Linked DNA regions of Homo sapiens: all the other regions are linked to region 3. A link is a loop called in an ENCODE intact Hi-C map of the cell type or tissue named here. Cell type or tissue: B cell. All regions are shown on one strand. Each heading gives the region's core, and the rest is flanking DNA. Links, peaks and the distances in the headings are about the cores only. Region 1 holds the start of SLC18B1 (solute carrier family 18 member B1). Region 2 holds the start of HBS1L (HBS1 like translational GTPase). Region 3 holds the start of TBPL1 (TATA-box binding protein like 1).

Evidence for each region. Hi-C counts contacts between places; a loop is a spot of excess contacts. Peaks named below come from ENCODE experiments on the same cell type or tissue, not always from the same donor. Only the 100,000 strongest peaks of a DNase experiment are listed, where the experiment ranks them.
Region 1: a loop joins it to region 3, with 17 times the contacts of the local background. A loop is called at or near these places in 2 of 110 quality-filtered maps.
Region 2: it touches region 3 in a loop (12-fold over the local background); 3 of 110 quality-filtered maps call a loop at or near these places.

What each region holds. Positions count from the first base shown.
Region 1 is chr6:132,794,731-132,802,440 of GRCh38, forward strand. It overlaps SLC18B1 (solute carrier family 18 member B1), which reads right to left and starts at 3,907. Exons shown (of 14, transcript NM_052831.3): 1 at 3,684-3,907; 2 at 2,252-2,391. The coding sequence starts at 3,726. RefSeq lists an enhancer at 2,193-2,693 and a silencer at 3,925-3,974. In B cell, for the core only: a CTCF peak has its summit at 4,409 (motif pointing left); DNase peaks (open chromatin) are centred at 3,681 and 4,381; H3K4me3 peaks cover 1,964 bases.
Region 2 is chr6:135,050,770-135,058,479 of GRCh38, forward strand. It overlaps HBS1L (HBS1 like translational GTPase), which reads right to left and starts at 4,053. Exons shown (of 18, transcript NM_006620.4): 1 at 3,880-4,053. The coding sequence starts at 3,922. It overlaps LOC124901405 (a long non-coding RNA gene), which reads left to right and starts at 4,124. Exons shown (of 2, transcript XR_007059775.1): 1 at 4,124-4,717. It overlaps LOC124901406 (a long non-coding RNA gene), which reads right to left. Exons shown (of 2, transcript XR_007059776.1): 2 at 6,949-7,520. RefSeq lists an enhancer at 4,212-4,261. In B cell, for the core only: no CTCF peak of the experiment used is centred there; a DNase peak (open chromatin) is centred at 4,132; H3K4me3 peaks cover 2,232 bases; H3K27ac peaks cover 3,041 bases.
Region 3 is chr6:133,947,460-133,955,169 of GRCh38, forward strand. It overlaps TBPL1 (TATA-box binding protein like 1), which reads left to right and starts at 5,765. Exons shown (of 7, transcript NM_004865.4): 1 at 5,765-5,966. LOC128092253 (umcharacterized LOC128092253) reads left to right here and starts at 5,845. Exons shown (of 2, transcript NM_001414965.1): 1 at 5,845-5,966. The coding sequence starts at 5,845. RefSeq lists a silencer at 4,763-4,872. In B cell, for the core only: CTCF peaks have their summits at 4,636 and 4,838; DNase peaks (open chromatin) are centred at 4,562 and 5,632; H3K4me3 peaks cover 2,810 bases; H3K27ac peaks cover 2,987 bases.

The sequences.
Region 1 (7,710 bases), core at 1,737-6,736, 1.2 Mb before region 3:
TCACACCTGTAATCCCAGCATTTGAGAGGCCTGGCCAACATGGTGGACGGATTGCTTGAGCTCAGGAGCTCAACATCAGCCTGGGCAACATGGTGAAACCCCATCTCTACTAAAAATAGAAAAAAATAGCTAGGCGTGGTGGCACATGCCTGTGCCCCAGCTCCTCAGGGGGCTGAGGCGAAAGGATCTCTTGAGCCTGGGAAGTTGAGGCAGCAGTGAACTCTGATCATGCCACTGTACTTTCAGCCTCGATGACAGAGTGAAACCCTGTCTCAAAAAAAAAGCCCCAACTTAGATTTAGCCTGAAAGTTCCTTTCAGTAACGCCCTTTCTTCTGCTATCCACACTCCATGTATGGCAGAATTAACCATTCTTCTTTCTAGGCTCTCATAACATTAGTATGGATAGAGGGAAGCCAGAAGAAAATGATTTAAAAAAAGAAAAAAAAAAACAGTCTTATAACATTCTGGACATCCTTTTCTTAAGGGATATCCAAATTATTGGAACCTTTTTTTTCCCATATTTTTTCACTCCCAAAGGGCAGACAAGAGAAAGCCATTTCCCTGATTTTTTTATACTACCCTAACACATCCCATGCTTAGCCTGCTCTAGAGAAGGGACTCATTAAACCTCTAGTTAATAGAACTGAATTGGGCAAGTCACAACTTCTGAGACCGTTTCTTCATTTGCAACATGCTGAGATTCTCAAGATTCTGTATGAGGTTGTTGCGGGGATTAAATGGATAAATAAGGGGTAATGTGTACTAGAAGCCAGAGAGCACTGTATGGGTACATGGCAATATTGTTCCTTTAGCAGAGAAGCCACTTTATCTTCTTTTGTAACACACAGAACGAAGGACTACATGTTTAAAAGGCAGTTGGAGGACTAACAAGCTTCCACTGCACTGTGAGCCAAGGATTTGGCAAAAAGCACAAAATAAAACACATGGATATGTTGTCTACACTCCAAGCCAGTCATATTCATTTCATACTATATCCTATTGACGTCTAGAATCCAGTTGGACTTTCTAGGGATTATTATCTTTGAATCTGTGTCATTAGCTATAAATCTTAACACCATATAAAAGGCTATGCCTAGAAGGAATAGGCCCTATTAATCAGAATTCCTCCCTTGCATAAACATTGGCGCTAGAGTCCATAAGAAATTAAAGTCAAAAGAGGGAATATGGAGCGGGGCCGGGGCTGGGCGTGGTGGCTCACGCCTGTTATCCCAGCACTTTGGGAGGCCAAGGTAAGCAGATCACCTGAGGTCAGGAGATCGAAGCCAGACTGCCCAACATGGCAAAAACCTGTCTCTACTAAAAATACAAAAATTCGGCCGGGCACGGTGACTCACGCCTGTAATCCCAGCACTTCGGGAGGCGGAGGCGGGCAGATCATGAGGTCAGGAGATGGAGACCATCCTGGCTAACACGGTGAAACCCCGTCTCTACTAAAACAATACAAAAAAAAAAATTAGCTGGGCGTAGTGGCGGGTACCTGTAGTCCCAGCTACTTGGGAGGCTGAGGCAGGAGAATGGCGTGAACTCAGGAGGCGGAGCTTGCAGTGAGCCGAGATCGCGCCACTGCACTCCAGCCTGGGCGAGAGTGCGAGACTCCATCTCAAAAAAAAAAAAAAAAAAAAAATTACCCGGACGTGGTGGTAGGCGCCTGTAATCCCAGCTACTCGGGAGGCTGAGGCAGGAGAATCAATTGAACCCGGGAGGCAGAGGTTGCAGTGAGCCAAGATCACAACATTGCACTCCAGCCTGGGCAACAAGAGCGAAACCCTGTCTCGAAAGGAAAAAAAAAAAAAAAAAAAAAAGGAAGGGGGGTCGGGAATCAAAACGTCCTAATTCTAAAATGTGAATAAAACCTCGAGAAAATAGTTACTGTCTTAACACAGACCTATTGCAGTAACATTTGAATCTCAGTTATTCAGTGCACTCCTTTGTTTCAGTTGCAGAAACCAAATAAAGATTAATCAGACTACATGGTAAGAAAAGTAATTCTCAGAAGATCAACTACTTTTAGGTGAATTACCTCCCAAGAAGATGTTCTTTTTGACTGGATTTTTTTTCCTGGTATCAGGCATTCTATAAGAAGTATTCTATTGGCTGGAGTTCTATACACCATCTGTCCTATATGCAGATTTTTACATTTTATATACTATAAAATAAAATAATTCAAAAGGCTTTTAAAAAACAAACAAACAAAAAAACAGAGGTCCTAAGGATTTAAAAATGTCTTACCTCTTTGGGGAAAAACGGTCCAAGTATAGAATAGCACATCATGGAACCTAAGTTCACCGAAGCTGCCGATATCAGTACAAAAACCTGTTCTCTCGAAAGCCACCCGGGGGTCTCTCCTGCACTTCCTGCAGGATCATCACCTTGAATGCAAACATGCAGCAATTAGGCATATAATTGAGACTACTGATTAAAGTACACAAATGTGATTTCTGTGCACATATGTTGCACTCTGAAGATATCATTTGCTAAGCTTAGGGCTATTTTGAATATAGCACATTTGATCAAATGGAACACAATCCTTGTACATTACTGCCGTTTTGAAAACGTACTGCTTTCGGCTGGGCACGGTGGCTCACGCCTGTAATCCCAGAACTTTGGGAGGCCGAGGCAGGCGGATCACGAGGTCAGGAGATCGAGACCATCCTGGCTAACACGGTGAAACCCCGTCTCTACTAAAAATACAAAAAATTAGCCGGGCGTGGTGGCGGGCCCCTGTATCCCAGCTACTCGGGAGGCTGAGGCAGGAGAATGGCGTGAACCCGGGAGGCGGAGCTTGCAGTGAGCCAAGATCGCACCACTGCACTCCAGCCTGGGCTACAGAGAGAGACTCCGTCTCAAAAAAGCAAAACAAAACAAACAAACAAAAACAAAAACAAAAACAAAAAACAAAGATTTCTAAGGCAGTATTGAAGTCAAATGAAGTGTAAGTAGGAGAAAACAAGCTAAATCATTCAGCTGGTGAATTAATATTTACAGCGGTATGCTTCTGGATAGACAAGTCCCACAAATTCATAAATAAATACTTTTTTTTTACCCTAATTACTGGTCTTTTACATCAGTTAATTTAACACTTATTTCCAGGGCTAAATTGTCATTTAAAAACACGAAATCAATTACTGAGTTCCAAATATCCAAGCAAATCCATCAGCCATTTATAAATTAAATTGTTTTTAGGAAAAACTTAAGAGAAATACATTTGCTTTGCTCTATTTGTCAGAGGTTGCCATTGCAGTCCAGAAGGAAAAAAAAAATCAGTGCAACATGAGGAAGTCTTACGAATCTTTGTAAAATGTTTGTAGTAGATGAGAAAGGGAAATGAAAGTTAAAAAGAAAGGCAACAACAATGGGTACTTGAAAGGTAACGTTTTACATTTGCCTAATGGCATACTTATTTGAATGCATTAAACACACAGTACTTAAAAAGCAGAGGTATAGGTTAGAAAGTCATTAGAAACCGTGACACATATCCAATCCTGGAACTTTACCCCGTCCAGAGAGAAAAGAAACGCTGGCCCGAACCCCACGATCAGGCCCCAGCCTTTTCCAATCTCTCGGAAACAGATCAAGCTATAAGCAATTCAATCGTTGCTAAAGAGACACGCCGGAAGCCGCCGCTGGTCTCCGGGCTCCCGGCCACGCAATTCATGGTCACCTCCTGGTGCGCGTGGTCCCTCCAGGTCACCCAGCGCCTCCATCCCCGGTGCGTGGACTCCGGCGCCCCAGCTCCCGGCTTCAAGCCACGTCCTTGGACTCGACCTCCAAGGAGCCACTGGCACTCTGGCGGGCGGCCGCTGCTCAGCTGGAACCTGGCATCCCCGACTCCCTGCAGGCAGCGATCCGCCCGGCCCGGAGCTCCCCAAAGCCTTCCAGGACTCTGGGTCCCCGGGAGGAGGCCGGGGGCGGGGCAGGGGTGGAGCAAGGCTCCTTTTTTTTTTGTTTTGCGCCCCCCCCCCGCCTCATTATCTTAATCCACCACCTCAGCTGCTATATCATGGTGTCCTTTTTCATTCTGTGACAGAGAGTGAAAAAAGATGAGTCTATATTCCATACAGCTGTACCCCCCTCAATCTTAAAATAAGTTCAATTTATTCCTACGAAACGAAAGAAAGGAAGCTTATGTAGACACAGAAAAGGCAGGGAGTACCTCAACTGAAAGACACAAAAGTGAATTAGAAAATTAGGTTATACAGGAACTTTGAAAGAGTGAATTATTTTTCACAGTGGGTAAATGCGGTAGTGTTCGTAATTACTGAAGCCAGACACTATTGAACCGGAAATGAATTAACCTATGTGAAGCACCTGGAGTCGAAAAATATTTGCAAGAATACTAATGAATATCGAGGAAGCATGGCGAAGTGGCTAGGAGTGCGACCTCTGGAGGCAGGTGCCAGGGATTCAAGCCAGGGCACTTGCTGGCAGTGTGTAACTTTGGATGACAAGGTCAGTTTCTCTACCTGTACAACTGAGATTATAATGTTTATCTCGTAGGGCGGCTGTGAGCATTGGCGATAAAGTGTGTTAGTAGTTAGCACATGAACATGATGGCTGCTACCTTACTCTCACACTCACAGTTTTCTTGCATAAAAAATAGGTTTCACTTATTTTCACCGTATTTACTATTTGGGAAGTGTTAAAGCTCGAGGACTGGCTGGACACGGTGGCTCATGCCTGTAATCCCAGCAGTTTGGGAGGCCGAGGTGGGCAGCTCACCTGAGGTCAGGAGTTCTAGACCAGCCCGGCCAACATGGTGAAACCCTGTCTCTACTATAAAAATACAAAAAAATCAGCCAGGCGTGGTGGCAGGCACCTGTAATCCCAGCTACTAGGGAGGCTGAGGCAGGAGAATCGTTTGAACCTGGGAGGCGGAGGTTACAGTGAGCCAAGATCCAAAAGAATTGTGTGAGGGTAGCTTTATCGACTGAGAATCTGCCTCAGATCCACTGTACAAGGTCAGTTCCAGTACACAGTATGGCTGATAGTAAGTTTGTAATTACTGTGCCACCTCATTCCAGCCTGGGTGAAAAAGCGAAACTCTGTCTCAAATAAATAAATAAAGTTTAAGGACTGGGAAATTCTTGTTTTGAAGCCAAAGCAAAACAAAAGACTGAGTTACCACTTTGTGCCAGGCATTATGAATTTAAAGAGGAATGAGCCCCATCCAGACTCTGCCCTCAAGTAGCACACCTTCTAGCAGATGAAATTCACACTAATTAATAATCTACTATAATGCAATCGGTTGTATACAAACATATTGGAAGAACCATTTACTTTGGCAAATGGGTCCTGGATGACTTCCTGAGGAAGTGATGTTACCTTGGTTCTTGAAGGTTATGTAAAAACTCCCCAGTGAGGGCCGGGCGCGGTGGCTCACGCCTGTAATCCCAGCACTTTGGGAGGCCGAGGTGGGCGGGTCACGAGGTCAGAAGTTCGAGACCTGCCTGACCAACACGGTGAAACCCCGTCTCTACAAAAATACAAAAATTAGCTGGGCATGATGGCACCCAGCTACTCAGGAGACTGAGGCAGGAGAATCGCTTGAACCTGGGACTCGGAGGTTGCAGTGAGCAGAGATCATGCCATTGCACTCCAGCCTGGGCAACCGAGCGAGACTCCATCTCAAAAAAAAAAAAAAAAAAATTCCCCAGTGGGCAAGTTGTAAAGGAGAACCTAGAGAACCACTCTGAACAGAAAGTTCCACTCTAAGCCAGGTGCTGTGGCTCACGCCTGTAATCCTAGCACTTTGGGAGGCCGAGGCAGGCAAATCACCTGAGGTCGAGAGTTTGAGACCAGGCTGACCAACATGGAGAAACCCTGTCTCTACTAAAAATACAAAATTAGCTGGGCATGGTGGCGCATGCCTGTAGTCCCAGCTACTCGGGAAGCTGAGGCAGGAGAATCGCTTGAACCTAGGAGGCAGAGGTTGTGGTGAGCCAAGACAGCACCATTGTGCTCCAGCCTGGGCAACAAGAGTGAAACTCCATCTCAAAAAAAAAAAAAAAAAAAAAAAAAGAAAAGAAAAGAAAGTTCCAATCTAGCAAAGTTTCCCTAAAGTAGCCTTATGAAATCTTTATGATCTAACCCCTGACAGCTTCTCCAATCTCATTTAACTCTATGCTTTCTCTTCAATCTAACATCAATCTGTAGAGGGAAATTTTCTTGAATGATTTCTTTGATGATTACATTTCCTCTTTTATTTTCTTTCTGGACTGCACTTTATGTGAATGTTGGGTCACCCAAACTGGTCCTTTTACTTATTTCTCTTTTTCTTCTCTCTTTTATTTTATTTTATTTTTTTTAGACAGGGTCTCACTCTGTTTCCCAAGCTACCATGACATATAATGGCTCACTGCAACCTCAAATTCCTGAGCTCAACTGATCCTCCCACCTCAGCCTCCCGAGTAGGTGGGACTATAGGCCTGTGCCACCACACCTGGCTAGTTATTATTTTTTCTTTTTTTTTCCTCCATGTTATAGGAAGTATCCCTAACTGTATCTTGCCATCTGAATTTTTGCCAACTGAATCTTGCCAACTGTATCTTGCCAATTGAATGTTTCATTTCTGTTGCCATCTATTTCCTTGTATCTCCATTCTCATTCCTCTCCCCATTTGCAATAATTCTTGCATGTTTAATGCAAATCTTGTTCTTTATGTTCTCAAAAAAATCTATGTTCTTATGTGTCCATCTACTTTTAATTTACATAAAGTCTATTCATATCCCTATCCTCCGCTCCTCTTGTAATCTCTACCTCTCATTCTCCCTTCAGATAATCAGTTTTATAATCAAATATATTATTGTGTTAGTTTTCTGGGGCTGCTGTACAAATCAACACAAATTTGATAGCTTAAAACAAGGTCCTCAAAGCCAGAAGTTCAACATCAGTTTCACTGAGCCAAAATCAAGGTGTCAGCAGGATCATGTTCCCTCTAGAAGCTCTAGGGAAGAGTCTGTTTCTTGCCCCTTGAAGCTTCTAGTGACTATTGGCATTTTGTGCCACATCACTGTAGTCTCTGTTTCTGTGATCACTGTGCCTCTTCTTTTCTGTGTGTAATCTTCGTTTGCCAGTCTCTTGTAAGGATATTTTGAATGAATTTAGGGCCCACCTGGATAATCCAGGATGACCTCTTCATCTCAAGTTCTCCAATTTAGTCACATCTGCACAGACCCTTTTTTTCATATAAGGTAACATTTACAGGTTCCAGGGATTAGGATGTGGACGTATCTTTGGAATCCATTATCAGCCTACCACAATTATCTATTCATAGTTTGATATGCTCATTTAGACATTCATACACATATGGAATATTTGTTTCTTTACAAACTAAAATGGAGTAATATGGTCTTTGTTTAAATGCCACCTCCTCAGAGAAATTCATTCTTTTTTATTATTTATTTATTTAATAATAGAGATGAGGTTTCACCATGTTGCCCAGGCTGGTGTCAATCTCCTGGACTCAAGCAATCCATCTGCCCTGGTTCCCCAAAGTGCTGGGATTACTGCCGTAAGCCACCATACCTGGCCAAGAAATTCATTCATTTTTTTTTTTTTTTTTTTTTTTGAGATGGAGTTTCACTCTTGTTGCCCAGGCTGGAGCACAATAGTGCTATCTTGGCTCACCACAACCTCCACCTCCTAGGTTCAAGCGATTCTCTTGCCTCAGCTTCCTGAGTAGCTGGGAC
Region 2 (7,710 bases), core at 1,467-6,466, 1.1 Mb after region 3:
ATGTCTATTTTCAAAAAAACTCTTAAGAATTTCACCCACAAAATAGGTTATTTACTAACTCTATATTTATAAAGACATACACAGTTCTTCAGTTGTTAAATTAATTGGGTTTACCCAGGTCCCAAGTTTTCACCTCATAGGATCAAATACAATAATCCTATAAAAAATATACTTGAGGCCAGGCACGGTGGCTTACGCCTGTAATCCCAGCACTTTGGGAGGCCGAGGTAGGTGGATCATGAGGTCAGGAGTTTGAGACCCGCCTGACCAATATGGTGAAACCCCGTCTCTACTAAAAATACAAAAATTAGCTAGACATGGTGACGTGCACCTGTAATCCCAGCTACTCTGGAGGCTGAGGCAGGAGAATCACTTGAACCCAGGAGGCAAGGTTGCAGTGAGCCAAGACCGCGCCACTGCACTCAGCCTGGGCGACAGAGCAAGACTCCGTCTCAAAAAGAAAAAAAAAGAAAAAAAGAAAAAAAAATACTTAGTCTCTCCAGTGTTGACAAAAATCTGAAATAAACCATTTTTTTCACCATGTGCCCTCTAAAACCAAAGCACTTCTCTTCCACAGAACATGGGGGTATATAATAGATCATGAAAGTAGTATTTCTTTATGGAGAGCTAGGTAACATCTATACAAACCAACTTACCCTAAACTCCCTATGCCCACCTGCTGATGGCTAACTGCCCTTTTTTTCTGCTTCCTGGGATATGCTCTTTGCCTAGATTTTCCGAGGCCATTTCTTTCTGCTAGTTAAGGTTCCAGCTCAAATGTCTCCTCTTTGCACAAGTCTTCCCTGACCACTCTGGGTAAAGCAGTAAGCCCCTCTGCTACTGTTACCCTCCAGCACACTTACCCAATTTACAGAGCGCTACGCCTGTTCACTACATGAGACTATCAGCTTCTTCAGGGCAAGACTTGGTTTAGCCAACTACCTGGCACATATGGGGCACTAGATTAATATTTGTTTTATTATAAATTAATGAATCAAACTAATTACAACTAAAAACCCACAAAGAACATAAATATATTTACATAAATTTCATTTGACAAACACTAACACCATGCCAGGGAGTAGTTGAGACAACTGTGGTATAACAGTGAACACATTTCCAGTTATCACTGCACCTAAAATCTGACAAGGAATACACACAAGATAATGGGCAATTACAAAACCATGTGACAAGTGCCTGATGTGAGAAACACAGAGCAATTTGGGAACACACACATGAATGACAAAACTAGAACCGGGAGTGGGGCAGCTAGGGAAAGATCCCCATTAATATAATATCCAAACCAATTCCAAAGGATAGAGTTAGCTAGTTTCTGAGGGTATTCATGCAGCAGGAACAGCATGCTCAAAGGCTGAGACCAAATGCTTACAGCAAAGAAAAATTAGATAAATGCTACTATTGGGCAAAAACATATATGATTAAATAAATTATTAGATCACAATCCCAAGTTAATAAAAATTTATTTGCAAATAAACAAGGGGCCATTCACAAACAAAGTATTTTTAGATATTGAAGACAACAATAGGCCAGGCATCGTGGCTCACACCTGTAATTCCAGTACTTTGGGAAGCCGAGGAGGGAGGATCTCGCTTGGGCAACACAGCCGGATGCTGTCTCTACTAAAATAAAAAATTAACCGGGCATGGGGGCACATGCCTGTAGACCTAGCTACTCGGGAGGCTGAGGCACGAGGATTGCTTGAGCCCAGGAGTTGGAGGTTACAGAGAGCTATGATCATGCCACTGCACTCGCACTCCAGCTTGGCCAACCAACAAAGTGCGATCCTGTCTCTTAAAAAAAAAAAAAAAAGAAAAAAAACTCTTTTTTACTAGGTCAGTTTGTCAATGCTGAAGTTGACCCTAAAGTGCCACAACATATAAAGATGAAGAGAATTCTTTCCTGCAATCTTCATAGTTTGTTTCCTCAATCAACAAAATTATGAAATATTTACCACATGTAAAGAACATTGTGCCAGCTACTTAAAGTATGGATTTTGCCTTCCTGAGACTTTTAAATCAGTGACTGAGGCAGTCATGTAAAGTATTACATAAATTACAGAGAAAAACAAAGTGGGAGTTAAGTAGCGGAACCAGTAGGTTTTAGAACACAAACTCTCTCTAATGAGGTTATATTTCTTAACAGAATTTTTAAATTATTATTCTGAGAATTCAAGAGAAAGCCTAACTGGGAAGAAGAGAAATAAACTGGACCTTAATGAGTACAACTTTTATAAACAAGAAAAGGGGATGAACCTCCTTAATGTTACAGGAACAGCTTGGTTATGATGTCACCAATTGTTTCAAAGAAGCATGACAACATGACAACCTAACCTCAAGAAGCCAAGGTGCTCCCTGAGGCCAACCACCTCTCCTCCATGAAGCATTCCTTAACGTAGAAATCCTGCTTAAATTCCCCCCAATCCATTCTGAATTAAGTGTTCTCATCTGTGTATCCCTCCCATAGCGTTTTCTCAGTACCTTTTGTAGCATTTTTCATACTCTAATAATCTGTAACTCGTATAATCTTCTCCTTTTAGACCACCCTCAAATATCTTACTTTCAGTCCTCAAAGCTTAGAACAGTACTCTAAGCACTAACTTAATGGTGGTTGAGGAAATGATAAACAACTATTAAAGAAATGAATGAATAATAAATAGGCCTATTCATGTACTTTATATTTGCAAAAATCTCTCTCAATCTAAAGTCATTTCTTAGGTGACAATGGTCCACATGCAATACCATCCACTGCAATATTTATTTAAAAGGGCCTCCATTCTAAAGTAACCACCAGAAAATTCACATGTTCTAGACGGACTGAGGTCACAGGTTCCAAATGGAGAACAGGGTGTTAGCTGCCCTCACTCTAGTTAAAGCATACTGATGTTCTATAATAATCTACTGGGGTGCCAATGACAATCACCAACATATTAAGCACTACATGTTCTGCACTTCGTAAAGCATAGTTCTTTATTCTTCTCCTGCATTAGTTCATTTTTGTTTATATTTTTAGTTTATGTGATGCTTGGTGATGCCTATAGTTATCTACTGCATGAAGAGGGATGTGCTCCTCCTAAAAATAATTCTAACTCCTGTTAACTCCTACAGAACATTCATACAGACATTTTTATTTCATTTTTTAATATCAAAAAGTCCTTTCCTATACACTCTTTCCTCTAGTACTGCCGTTTATTTACATTTCAAAATACATTTATATCAAGCATTACCAGCCAAGAACTAAGTATAAACTTCAAGATCCATCTGATCGACTCATTCTTTGGGCCTTTTTAACATGTGTCTTTTCTACCGTCTCCTAAGTTTCCACTTTGAAATTCGTTGAAAAATAAATTAGCGCAAACTGATTCTGCACTAGGTATGTATGGACATACACAAAAGGTTTACCATGTAAATCTAACACAGGTACACGTCCGTTGAATGTATTAAGTCAATCTGTGTTTTACAAATAAGCAACGTTTCATGGACATTTCTCAAAGGGGATCTGGGAGAGAGGAGCTAGAAGCAGGCACGTTAGTGCCCAACATGGGAGGAAACAATGGAAGAGGTGATAATGCTTACGTGCCTAAATATCACCGGATCTCAACCTCACCAATATCCTACCCATATGACGCTATGCAGCACCTCCCCCTCCCCAAATAAAATCAACCCCAGAGGGCAGAAATCATGACTTAAAAACGACGGCATTTGAAAGCACTAGAAGGCCTGTTATATTCCCCAACTGGGGCTCTCCCAATCCCGACAGGGCAACACTGACGAGAAACTCACAGATTGAAGTGGATGCCAACGGGCTAGGATCCCAGCTGTAGCCGGGAAAAGAACGTCCCGGCATGACCCTGCCACCTACCTTCATCGTAGTTATAGCCTCGAACATTCCGATGCCGGGCCATGACGGCGGAGAGGGCGTTTGCCACAGCCCCTTAACTCCTTCCAAAACACTCCGCTTAGATACTGATAAGGCGCCAACTGCAGCCTGGAGAACCCCTATGCGCCATCTTGGCTTCCCGCAGGCCTCTGCGCCGAGCGCCTGCGCAAGCGCGACGTCTTAGCTGTGCACCGCGCGACGGCAATGCCTCAGGGTCACTGTCCGCCTCCCTGAGGGCGCATGCGCACTGCTGTGCATGGCGGGACGAGGGGAGGGAGCGTTTGGGAGTGGCCCCACCCAAAGGTTGGGCGACGGAGGGGGATGGGGAAATCCGCCGCCTAGAATTGACTGGTTTGGACTAAATGTTGCAAGCGGGGAACCTTGAGCTACCTACGCCAGCGTTCTGGATTATTTTCCAAATTTGGTTCCTGATAATCTGAGAAAGCTATGCGCTCAGTAAGAGCAGGGACCTTGTTTTATCAAACTTTGATCTTTCATTAAGCACACAGTGGGCATTCAACAAACTTGTGTAAACTTGGAATCAGATTTAGCCCAGGCCGGTGCGGTGGCTCCTTCCTGTAATCCCAGCACTTTGGGAAGCCTAGGAGGGCGGATCGCTTGAACTCAGGTGTTCGAGACCAGCCTGAGCAACATAGCGAGGCTCCGTCTCTACAAAAAATACAAACACTAGCCGGCCCTGTGGTGCAGACCTGTAGTCCCAGCTACTGAAGAGGCTGAGGTGGGAGGATCCCCTGAGCCCAGGCGGTCGAGGCTGCAGTGAGCTGAGATCGGGCCTCTCCATTCCAGCCCGGGCGACAAAGTGAGTGAGACCTTATCTCAAAAAAAAAAAGAGTCCAAGCTTTAGAGAAGGAAATAAGGCTATTTTTAAACGGGTATATATTATTAAATTGAGACCCTGGCTATATTAGGTCACCCTGCATTCATATAATTTACGACTTCATGTATTCACTCCGTTCGGCATTACTATCCCTAGTAAACAGCGATTTGCCCTTAGCTATGTAAACGATTTTAGCTATATAGACGATATTTATCAGCATCATAAAGAAGGATTCACTGAACATTCATTGAAGACATAATTGTGTGTAACATTGCGAGTATTAAATATAGCTTTTTAGACATAGCACTGGCCTTAGGTGGTAATGCTGAATGTTGTTGATGCATGAATCTATAACCTGCTATTAAATGTCCTCATTTCTCAGAACATAAAGTTAATAATGCTATATAAGAAACCAACCTCATTATACTGAACACCACTTCAGTTTTAGCTTGTGTTTTTGAAATGATGATACTTCACATCAAAGGCAAATGTTGAGTTCTAGAGATAATTAAAAGCTTCCTCAGCTTTTTGCTATGCACAATAGAAAGAAATAAGAGTAATCCAAATTTAGTTTATATTTGTAAGTGGCTTGGAACGTAATTTATTCATGCATTTGAATGTGTTTGACTACAAAAATAGTTGTTTAATGTGGCTCCAAAATAAAAGTTTACAGAAAAATAGAGATAGTTGCTAATGTTACATGGCTTAAGTGTTTTTATTATTTTACACCCTTAGGTAATTTTTATTTTGCAGCCTGTTTCTTTGTAAAAAGGAGATAGAGACACTAACTCGCGAGCTGTGAATAATGTATCCGTATAAGAGGATTTATCACAGATCATAGTAGGTGCTTAAAAATATTGTGTTATTGGCCGGGCGCGGTGGCTGACTCCTGTGATCCCAACACTTTGGGAGGCTGAAGCAGGCGGATCATGAGGTCAAGAGATCAAGACCATTCTGGCCAACATGGTGAAACTCCCTGTCTACTAAAAATACAAAAATTAGCTAGGCATGGTGGCGCGTGCCTATAGTCCTAGCTACTCGGGAGGCTGAGGCAGGAGAATCGCTTGAACCCGGGAGGCAGAGGTTGCAGTGAGCTAAGATTGTGCCACTGCACTCCAGCCTGGAGACAGAGTGAGACTCTGCACCCCCCCAAAAAAATTGTGTTATTAAAATACAAATGGCAGCTTCCACTCCACTGTAATTGTCAATTACAAGCTTAACTACAACTCACTGAGGTATGAAGTGAATGAGTTATAGACCACATAAGCAAAGTACTACAGGAACAATGAATAAGAAAACGTTACTTCTGTCAGATAATATATAATTTGCCCTTAGGTCGTCAATAACGCACTCCTTTAAAACTCTAAATATTGCACAGCATCTACTGCATCTCAAACAGTAGAGCCTCAATGGCAAAGCCTTCACTGACTTCTTCAGAAAAAGTTAGGATTGTTCCACTCCCCTCAGGACTCTGTAAGGTGTGGGCAGGGCACCGTGGCTCACGCCTGTAATCCCAGCACTTTGGGACGCTGAGGCGGGTGGATCACCTGAGGTCAAGAGTTCCAGACCAGCCTGGCCACCATGGTGAAACCCCCATCTTCCACTAAAAATAAAAAAAAATTAGCTGTGCGTGGTGGTGGGTGACTGTAATCCCAGCTACTCGGGAGGCTGAGGCAGGAGAATCGCTTGAACCCAGGAGGCAGGAGTTGCAGTGAGCTGAGATCGTGCCACTGCACTCCAGCCTGGACAACAAGGGCAAAACTCCGACTCAAAAAATAAATGAATAAAACTCTGGTATTGTGTTTTGATGGAAAGTACTATGACTTCGGAGTACCACGAACCTGGATTTCAGTCCCAGTTTTGTTGCTGTTAACCACTTCAGATTTAATGTCTTCATCTGTAAAATCGAATATATGAAAATGTATGTCTTCTGTTTTGTGAAAAGTAAATGATATATGTAAAAACAGTAGGTGTTGCAGAATGGGTACTCAGTAAATGCCACTTCTCTACCCCTACTAATTTCAAAGCTTTATCTTTGTTTCTCCGGCACCCTAATGTCTGGCACTTTAAATGTTTGCTGAATGAATTAATGAGTAAAAGAAGAGAAATAAAATGACATTTCTCTTGCTATGGAATTGTTAATGTCATAAAAAACAATACAAATCATTTTATATTGATTTGTGAAAAAAATTATGAATGAAAGGATAACTACATTACTGAAAAAATGTTAACAACTTTATTGAGATATCATTGACAATAAACTGCACATAATGTGTAATTTTGATACATTTTGACGTATGTATACACCAGTGAAGCCATCAACCCCATCAAGATAATGAACATATCCAGACTTTCAAAATTTTCCTGAAGTACCTTTATATCCAGAATAAAAATTCCAGAATATCCCGGAATCCTTCCTGCCCGTCAAGGCCTCCTCACCATGGCCCCTCAAAATAACTGATCGTCTTTCTGTCACTATGAGTTGTTTGCATTTTTTAAAATTTTATACAGGTGAAATCATATAGTATGTGTTCTTTTTTATCTGTCTTAATTCACTCAGCATAATTATTTTGAGATTCACCTGTGTAGTTGCTTGAATCAACAGTTCATTCCTTTTTATTAGAGGAGGATTCCGCTGTGTGGATATACCACAATTTGTTTTTCCATTCACCCATTGAGAGATATTTGGTTTGTTTTCCATTTTGACGACTGTAAATAAGGCTTCTGTGAATATCTGTGTACGAATCTTCGTATAAACATAAACTAATTTTTCCTGGGTAAATACCTAGGAGTAGAATGATATGATAGGTTATCTTCAGCTTTTTAAAGAAACTGTCAAACTGTTTTCCAAAAACAGTTGTAAAGTTTTATGTTTCCACCAGCAATGTAGTTCCATTTTCTCTATTTTCTCAACATCATTGCCAACACTTCATGAGGTCTAAAGATGTTAAGCTTACGGCCGGGCGCGGTGGCTC
Region 3 (7,710 bases), core at 1,690-6,689:
TTTGTGAGTTCATAGATAGTAGTGCTGGCAGAAGCATTATAAGCAGTAAAGGCAAATCCATTTCCAAAATATGTGATTATTCCAATTAAGATGAATCTTTGCTCCCTCTATGATGGAAGAAGTCCAATGTAATCAACCTGCCACCAGATGGCTGGTTCATTACCCCTGGGAATGGTGCCATATCAGGTACTGAATGTTGTTCTCTGCTCTTGAAAGATTAACCAGTTGGCAGTAGTGCTGGCAAGGTAAACTTTGGAAAGGGGAATTCCATGTTGTTGAGCACATGCATAGTCTCCATCCCTACCACTGTGGCCACTTTGTTCATAAGCCCACTGAGCAAGCACTGGTTGGTTGGGCAAAGATGCTGACTGATATCCACAGAGTGTCCACCTGATTATTAGGAGTCTCCTCAGCAATGGATACATTTAATGTAGCAGATATACTTCATAGTTTTTAAACATTCAGGTAAGTCCTTCCAGATATCTCTTTCCCACACTTCCTTGTTGCCTATTTTTCAATGTCATTCTTTCCAAGTCACAGACTATCTATACAAATCATTAGCCACTGCCCATTCTGGTCATCTCTCGCTCCAGACATGCTGGGTAAACAAATGTACTGTTTGAATTATGCCCACCTGGAGGAGCTGCCTTCACCACTGCCCTTCCGGCGCCTGACTAGGGCTGGGATAGCCACCTGTGCTGCAGAAGATGGATTCTAGAGAGGCCTTCCATGCTGCAGGAGCCTGTCAGGGAAGCACACTGGAACCAGAAAGTAAACCCTTTCCTATTTCAATGCGTCTCTAGCATTCTCTATGGACAGAACTTACCATTGTGGTAGGTAGACCTACCTACCACATAGAGAATGCTGAGAGAAGTAGTAGAAGCCTATTTTAAGGGGTCAGATCCATCTATATAGAACAAGCATGAAAAGTGAATTTGGAACTGAGAGGCAACAAATAAATTACAGCACAGGTACTATAGAGCTGGCTAGCTTAGGTAGAAAAACTACCTCTCTGTCAATCACCGTGGCTATTGCAGCTCCCATTTGGTCTATCATTAGACTGGGGATAGGCAGAGAAGAAAAGTAGTTCTCCCAAAATAAGAGGGTGAAGCACTTTTCCCAAAAGAAGAGAGGAGTTCTGGGCTAACAAAACAAAAATGTTCCCTACACTTCACCCTTTGACTGCTCAGTGCATGCATGAACACACACACACACACACACACACACACCCTGGTTTCTCCATACCCAGTCCCTCCCTAGTGAGAGGAGAAAACTCAGTCACATCCCGATATTGAATCCAGCCTCAAATTCAGGATCTTTGAGTACTGTCAATCTTGATGAGGTCCAGATGTAGCTAAATAATGAATAATGAATGTATCCCTAGAGTACAAATGTATGTTAAAGGTGTAGGGGGTGGGGGGCACTAGATAACAAAAACTAATGAGAAAACAGAAAAAGGAAAAGCAACATACAATGGTTGTGAGCATATACCATATCCTGCTGGACAAGAGTAAGAAGAGTAAGACAGACTTCGCTTCTACGGCAAAGAATCAAGATCTCTGTCAGCCAAGCAACGTGTCAAGATTTTCCTTCTCAAAGATCCTGCCTCAGAGATGTAGTGAAAGGAATCCTGGCAGCCATTAGGTAGCCATCTTTCTATCAGGAATGGAGACTGGGACGTTGCCTTTAAGACAGCACAACAGTAGGTACCTTTTGCCAGGCTGAGGAGGAATTTCTAGCGATACCTTAAAACTTGACTTGGCTGCCAGTCAGTGTCATTTGGCGAAATCCATTAGCTTGTTATCAGAAATCTCACTAAGACTTCAGGTTCAAATATGGACACTACCCTTCCTGTTTTGATCTCTTGAAAACTAGCCTGGCAGCTCCATGAAATCTCCCTGGATATCTTAGTTCAATGGCTTTTGTCATAGGCTCTCCAAGGGTGAGGAAGAGAACAGGCTGGGATTATGAAGCTAGGTTATCGTATTGGATGCCAGCCCTTAAGTTGTATACCACTCAACTGGTATAATGGGAGGACTTACCTTTTTCCATTGATAAGGAAGCATAGCAGAAGATATTTGGGAAGAGTTCTGAGGAATGAAGCATCCATGACTCCATTGCTAATTCCTACTTAGTGTATTAACTTATAGACGGCAGAAATTTTCGTTATTTCACTTGGCAGAGTAGATATTATCTGATCCTTAGGAATACAGGATAACTAAACCACTAGAAAAAGAGCTCCTCAACAATGCTTTGTAATTTACATCTCACTATTGCTGGTTTCTTTCAGAAAGGCCATGCTGAGCTAGTTTGTCTCTCTCATGGCACTGAAGCAAGAAGTAGCCAACATATTCCAATAGCCCGTTTGTTTGTTTGTTTTGTTTTGTTTTTGCCAATTTCCCTAAAGTTAGAGCCTTACTGGACATAACAAATAATCTACCAGTGTTTTTCAAAGTCTCTAGGGTGAAGAATCAATTTTTGGATTATTTTTAATTACCAGCCCATTGCAGACAAATATTTTCATAAATACAAAACTGCATGCTTAGATAGCCCTGTGATGTCAAATTATTAAACGTTTCCAAATCCTCCTCTCACTTTCCATATCTCTTTCATTGTTGACTAGTAGAGCTTGCAGACTGGCTTTGGTCTGTACATCACATTTTTAGTAGCACTGATAAAACCAATAAAACTTGCTACTTTCCAAGCCTGGGATGGATGACTCCTCACTGTCCCCACTTCCTTTACTAGGCCAGTTCTACATTTTAGGGTTGTGATGGTTAATACTGAGTGTCAACTTGATTGGATTGAAGGATGCAAAGTATTGATTCCGGATGTGTCTGTGAGGGTGTTGCCAAAGGAGATTAACATTTGAATCAGTGGGATGGGAAAGGTAGACCCACCTTTAATTTGAGTGGGCACCATCTAATCAGCTGCCAGTATGGCCAGGATATAAAAAGCAGGCAGAAAAACCTGAAAAGGCTAGACTGTCTTACAGTCTACATCTCCCAGCCTACATCTTTCTCCCATGCTGGATGCTTCCTTGAACATCGAACTCCAAGTTCTTCAGCTTTGGGTCTCAGACTGGCTTCCTTGCTCCTCAGCTTGCAGACAGCCTATTGTGGGACCTTGTGATCATGTGAGTTAACTACTACTTAATAAACTCCCATATATATATTTTATTAAGTAGTAGTTATATACATACATAACAGGATATATATGTCTATCCTAATAGGATAGACATATATATCCTATTAGTTCTGTCCTTCTAGAAAACCCTAATACAAGGGTCAGCAATCACAATTCCTATTTCTAGGTTATCAATTTCTGTACTGATCAATAGTCTTGGATGAGAACATATACTGCATATTCTAACTTTACAATGCATTGTCTCCTAGCTGGCACCTGAATAATGGGTCACATTATAAGAGCAGTGAAGCCCATGGCCTTTGGTTAGAGGAATGGTGTATGGGATAATGTGATAGGTCTATTATTATTATTATTATTTTGTATAAATTTGGAAGTACAAGTACAGTTTTGATGCATTGATATGTTGCATAGTGGTTGAAATCTGGGCTTTTAGTGTTAACCATCACCGGAATAGTATAATAGGTCTATAATTAATAGGGAATAGTGCTTGCAGCAAAACCAAATCCCATTCCAGAATGTGGAACTAATGTAGGGAAGCAAACTATTGGCTGATCCATGACAAAAGGGAGTCTAAAGTAATTGACATTCCTGCTTCTAGGTATTTGGCTGGTCCCCTTGAAGGAGAATGCCTCGTAAGGACCTTAGAACTTGTCGCCATTGCTGTAACGTTGACTTTTCAGGAGTGGCAGTAGCCACTGGAATAGAGAGTCTCCCCTGCCGTTTCCTTGGCAAATCATGTTATTTTCCAGGCTAAAACTCCACTTTCCCTAGCACTTGGAAGAAAGTCCAAACTCCTTCTATGGTCTACAAGGCACTGAAAGTTCAAGACCTTAATTTCCCTCCAATTTCAATGACTGTCATTCTTCCTTTGCACTGTTTCCTGATGCCCTAGCCACACTAATACCCCAGCACAGCAAGTACTCAGCATATCTTGTTCCCTCTGACTGGAACACTCTACATACATTCTTCCCACTCCCATCCCTTTTAGAAATTGGCTGAGATGTTACCTCCTAAAAGTCCTCTCCCCACCACCACACAGACATTACTTTCTAACCCAGCTTCTTGTTCACTTTCTTTATTAAACCTGACCCAACTATAATCACTATCCCTTGAAAAATAAATTAGTACAGAAATGAAAACAAACTCCATCATTCTACGGAGCTTTCAAATGCTCGAATATGTTTCTGAACACTCAGAGGGGAAAGCAAAAAATCAAGAGGCATCCTTGGAGATCTCGTAAATAATAAAATACCTAAATGGTTGCCTACTGTCAAAACCCCAAGAATTCAGCCCACGTCTTCTCTTTTAAAAAGGCAGTGGCATTTTCATTTTTTTCATCTGATTCCCACCAATCAGAGGCCAGGTACCCATGAACCCGGCTCGGCGTGGTCTTTTAATAATTAAATCAGGGCTGCCATTGACCTCAACTAACGCCAGGGGCTTCTGACTGCAGCCGAGCTCTGGTGGAAAGGCCGATGCCGGCCTGAGAGTGGGAAACGTGGGGCCGGGAGCCGGGGGCTTCCGCGCGGCGTGGCGTGGCGTGGCGTGGCGTGGCGCCCTCAGGGCCGTTACGCGATTTTCGCTCCCGCGGGCAGCGCCTCTCAGGCCACTCCCGAGGGACCCCGAGGACGCACTCGGGCCCCAGGGCGACGGTTCAAACGGGCCATTGTGCGCCCCCGGGGTCCCCCGGCCCCTGCAGGGCTACTTGGGCGCAGAGCCGCGGAGGGTCTCCGTTCCTAGAGGTCCTCCTATCCCGGGCTGCCTGAGTCCTCGCCAGCATCCGCCCTCTCCCACTCCCATCCTTCCTGGATCCGCCTCTCGGTTCCCGAGGGACAGTCCCGACCGCAAACCCACGTAGAGTAAGGAATGTGGGACAGGCGACAGAAGTGGCATACGGTCCTGCGTTATCCCTCCGTCTCGCCACACCTTGTGTCTCCATCTCTCCCCACTTCCTTCCCTCCGTCTGTCATCTGTCATCCCCGGTCGCTCTAAGACCAGGATTCCAATTCGCCTAGTGAGGAATCTCACTAGGGGAATTTATCGCGACATCATAAATTAACGGGTTCATTTTGACTGAAAAAGCGAAGGACTTTTTTCAGGCAGAAAACAAGTCTCGTCTGGACGGTAAGGACTAGCTTTAGCAATTATATAATGGGGGGTGGGGAGGACCTTTTGTATAAATTTAATGAGCTGATGAGAAAGTTCTACGGTTTTGACAAAAAAGTCCACCTAAATATTCGACTGTATGCCAGAAATTACTACACGTTTAGATATCAACTAAAAATATACAAAGGATACACGGTGTTTTCAGAACCCTTTCAAGCGGTTCTTAAACAAAAAAGTCTAGTCCGATGCCCATTAGCGCCGCCCCCATCCCACCTCTTACCTCCCACCGAGCCCAGCGGGTGGGCAGGAGGGGCCTGATTTGGGGACCAGGAAGGAGGAAGGAAGGGTGGGGGCGGGGGACGGGGAAAGTGACGGGAGCAGTGAGAGCCGGAAATGAGTGGCTAGCGAGGCACCCAGGAGCGCCCTGTCCGGCGGCGCTCTAGCCCTCGCGCACTGTCTCTATGCTCCCCAGCGTCTAGTCTATTTATTGTCGCGGGGAAGCTGCGGCCGCCTCGCACCCGGAACAACAAAGCAAGGAAGACGGAGTCCGAGCCTCGGGGGCTCCTAGCAACGGGCCGGGGCGGGAGTTCCATGGAGACTGGGGAGCGCGCCCGTCTCATCCTCATCCTTGTCCTCCAGCTTCTCCTTCGCATCCGACGCAACCGGCAGCAGCGCTGCCGCCGCGTCCTCAGCCACCGCTCCCTCTTCCCACGGTAACCCCCTAGGCGACCCTGGGCACAGGGAGCGCGGGCGGCTGAGCGGCCTGAGCACCGGGTGCGGGGCGTCTGGGCGCGGGGTGGGCATGTGCGGAGCCCGGGCCAGACTTGGGGTGGGATGTGTGGGGGCGGGCGACTGGAGGGCAGCCGCTGAGGTGGGGGAAACCGGTCCGGTGGCCGAGGGAGGGCTCAGTTCTGAAGAGGACCGGGCGATATTTGGGGATCTCTTTAGGGATAACGGGTTGGGGGTGGGGCGTCCGTACCTGGGAGCGTTACCGAGCCTGGTGTAGGATAAGAAAAGAAGGGTTATCTTTCGTTTAAGCCACCACTGGGAAAGACGGGGAAAAGAGATTCCTCATCTGTCTCGGAGCCATCACCCAGGGGAAGAGGGACCGTGCAAAGATGCTAGGGGTCCGTTGCTTCTCAGAAAACTTACAGCGGCTTCTCTAATAGCTCCCAAAAAGCGGCTTCGTCGGTTTCTGATTCTGGCAATGCCGGCAGCCTCGCTTTATTTTATTATTATTTTTGACCAAAATTAGGATTGATGGAGAAGGATCTAGAACTGAAGAAGAGAAAATGAATTGTGGGTAGGGCTAAGCAGGGATGAGAGTCGGGATAAGTGATAAAAATAGCCAATAAAAGCCCTAAAAGTAAATCTAATAGGGCATGAGGGCTTAAAAAGAAAATCTCTCCTGCCGAGATGTGCATCTGCAGGCTCTGTCAATGTGCTCATTGCAATAAGACTCAAACTGCAGTCAATCCACATCTGTGAGCTCTCTGACTGCATCTGTCACCTGCAGTTCCAAAGCGACACTGGCAGTAAGTGCATGAGCTTCTGTATTTAGGGTTTAGAACAGTGCCTTAAAACTGTGACTTAAGAAAAGGGAGCAGGTTTGCGTGTGTGTGTGTAAGCAATGTGGATTCTCTGGGAAAATATAAAAAGAGACATAAGAAGGTTCAGCCATCCTGGCATAATTTCGCAGTCTCTTTGAGAAAATGGCAGTTCCTTCCTATTGAGAAGTGACTGTTAGCACTATCTGGTTGAAAGGATTATTCACAGTTTGGTATGCCCAGTGAAATATCAGTTTATGTTACCTCTTTAGTCTTACATCACAAGCTGCTTAATGGTTTTATACTTTACAAAATCATTTTGGGTGAGTAAATGAGGTTTTCCTGTAGCACAATGAAAAGGCCACATATACATACAAAGTTCTTTATGTAAAGTTGAAGATTAAAGATGAAAATAAAATTGATAAATCATAGGAGCAATTAGGTCAACCACAGCTTCTGTTTGTTCCCCACCCCTTTTGTTAAACCTGACTTCTCCTAAGCAAAAAGGTGTCATCCTTTCCCCAGCCTCCTCTTTACGTACCCTCTGCCCTCAAAATCAGTATCAGAAACTCTAGTGACCTATTACTATGTGCCCTTGATTGGGCTGGCTTGTTCCTGAATGAGGGCTAGCCAGAATATAGCTTCAACTCAGGCGTTTTCATCTTAAGCTTTTAATATGGAATTGAGGTCCAGTGTCTGTTAAAGGAATTTCATTCATGTGTAAAGAAGTGGACAGGATGCAAAGTGTGAACATTGGGAAACTTAAGTTGCATTTTAAGACATTAAGAAGAAAAAGATAGATTAATGAATCAAAGACTGTTGCTTAATCTTTGTAGCAGTTCTGTGAAGGATATACTGGGATAGCCATACTTGAGGCTGTGGATGTTGAGTCCTGGGGTTATCTTTGTGC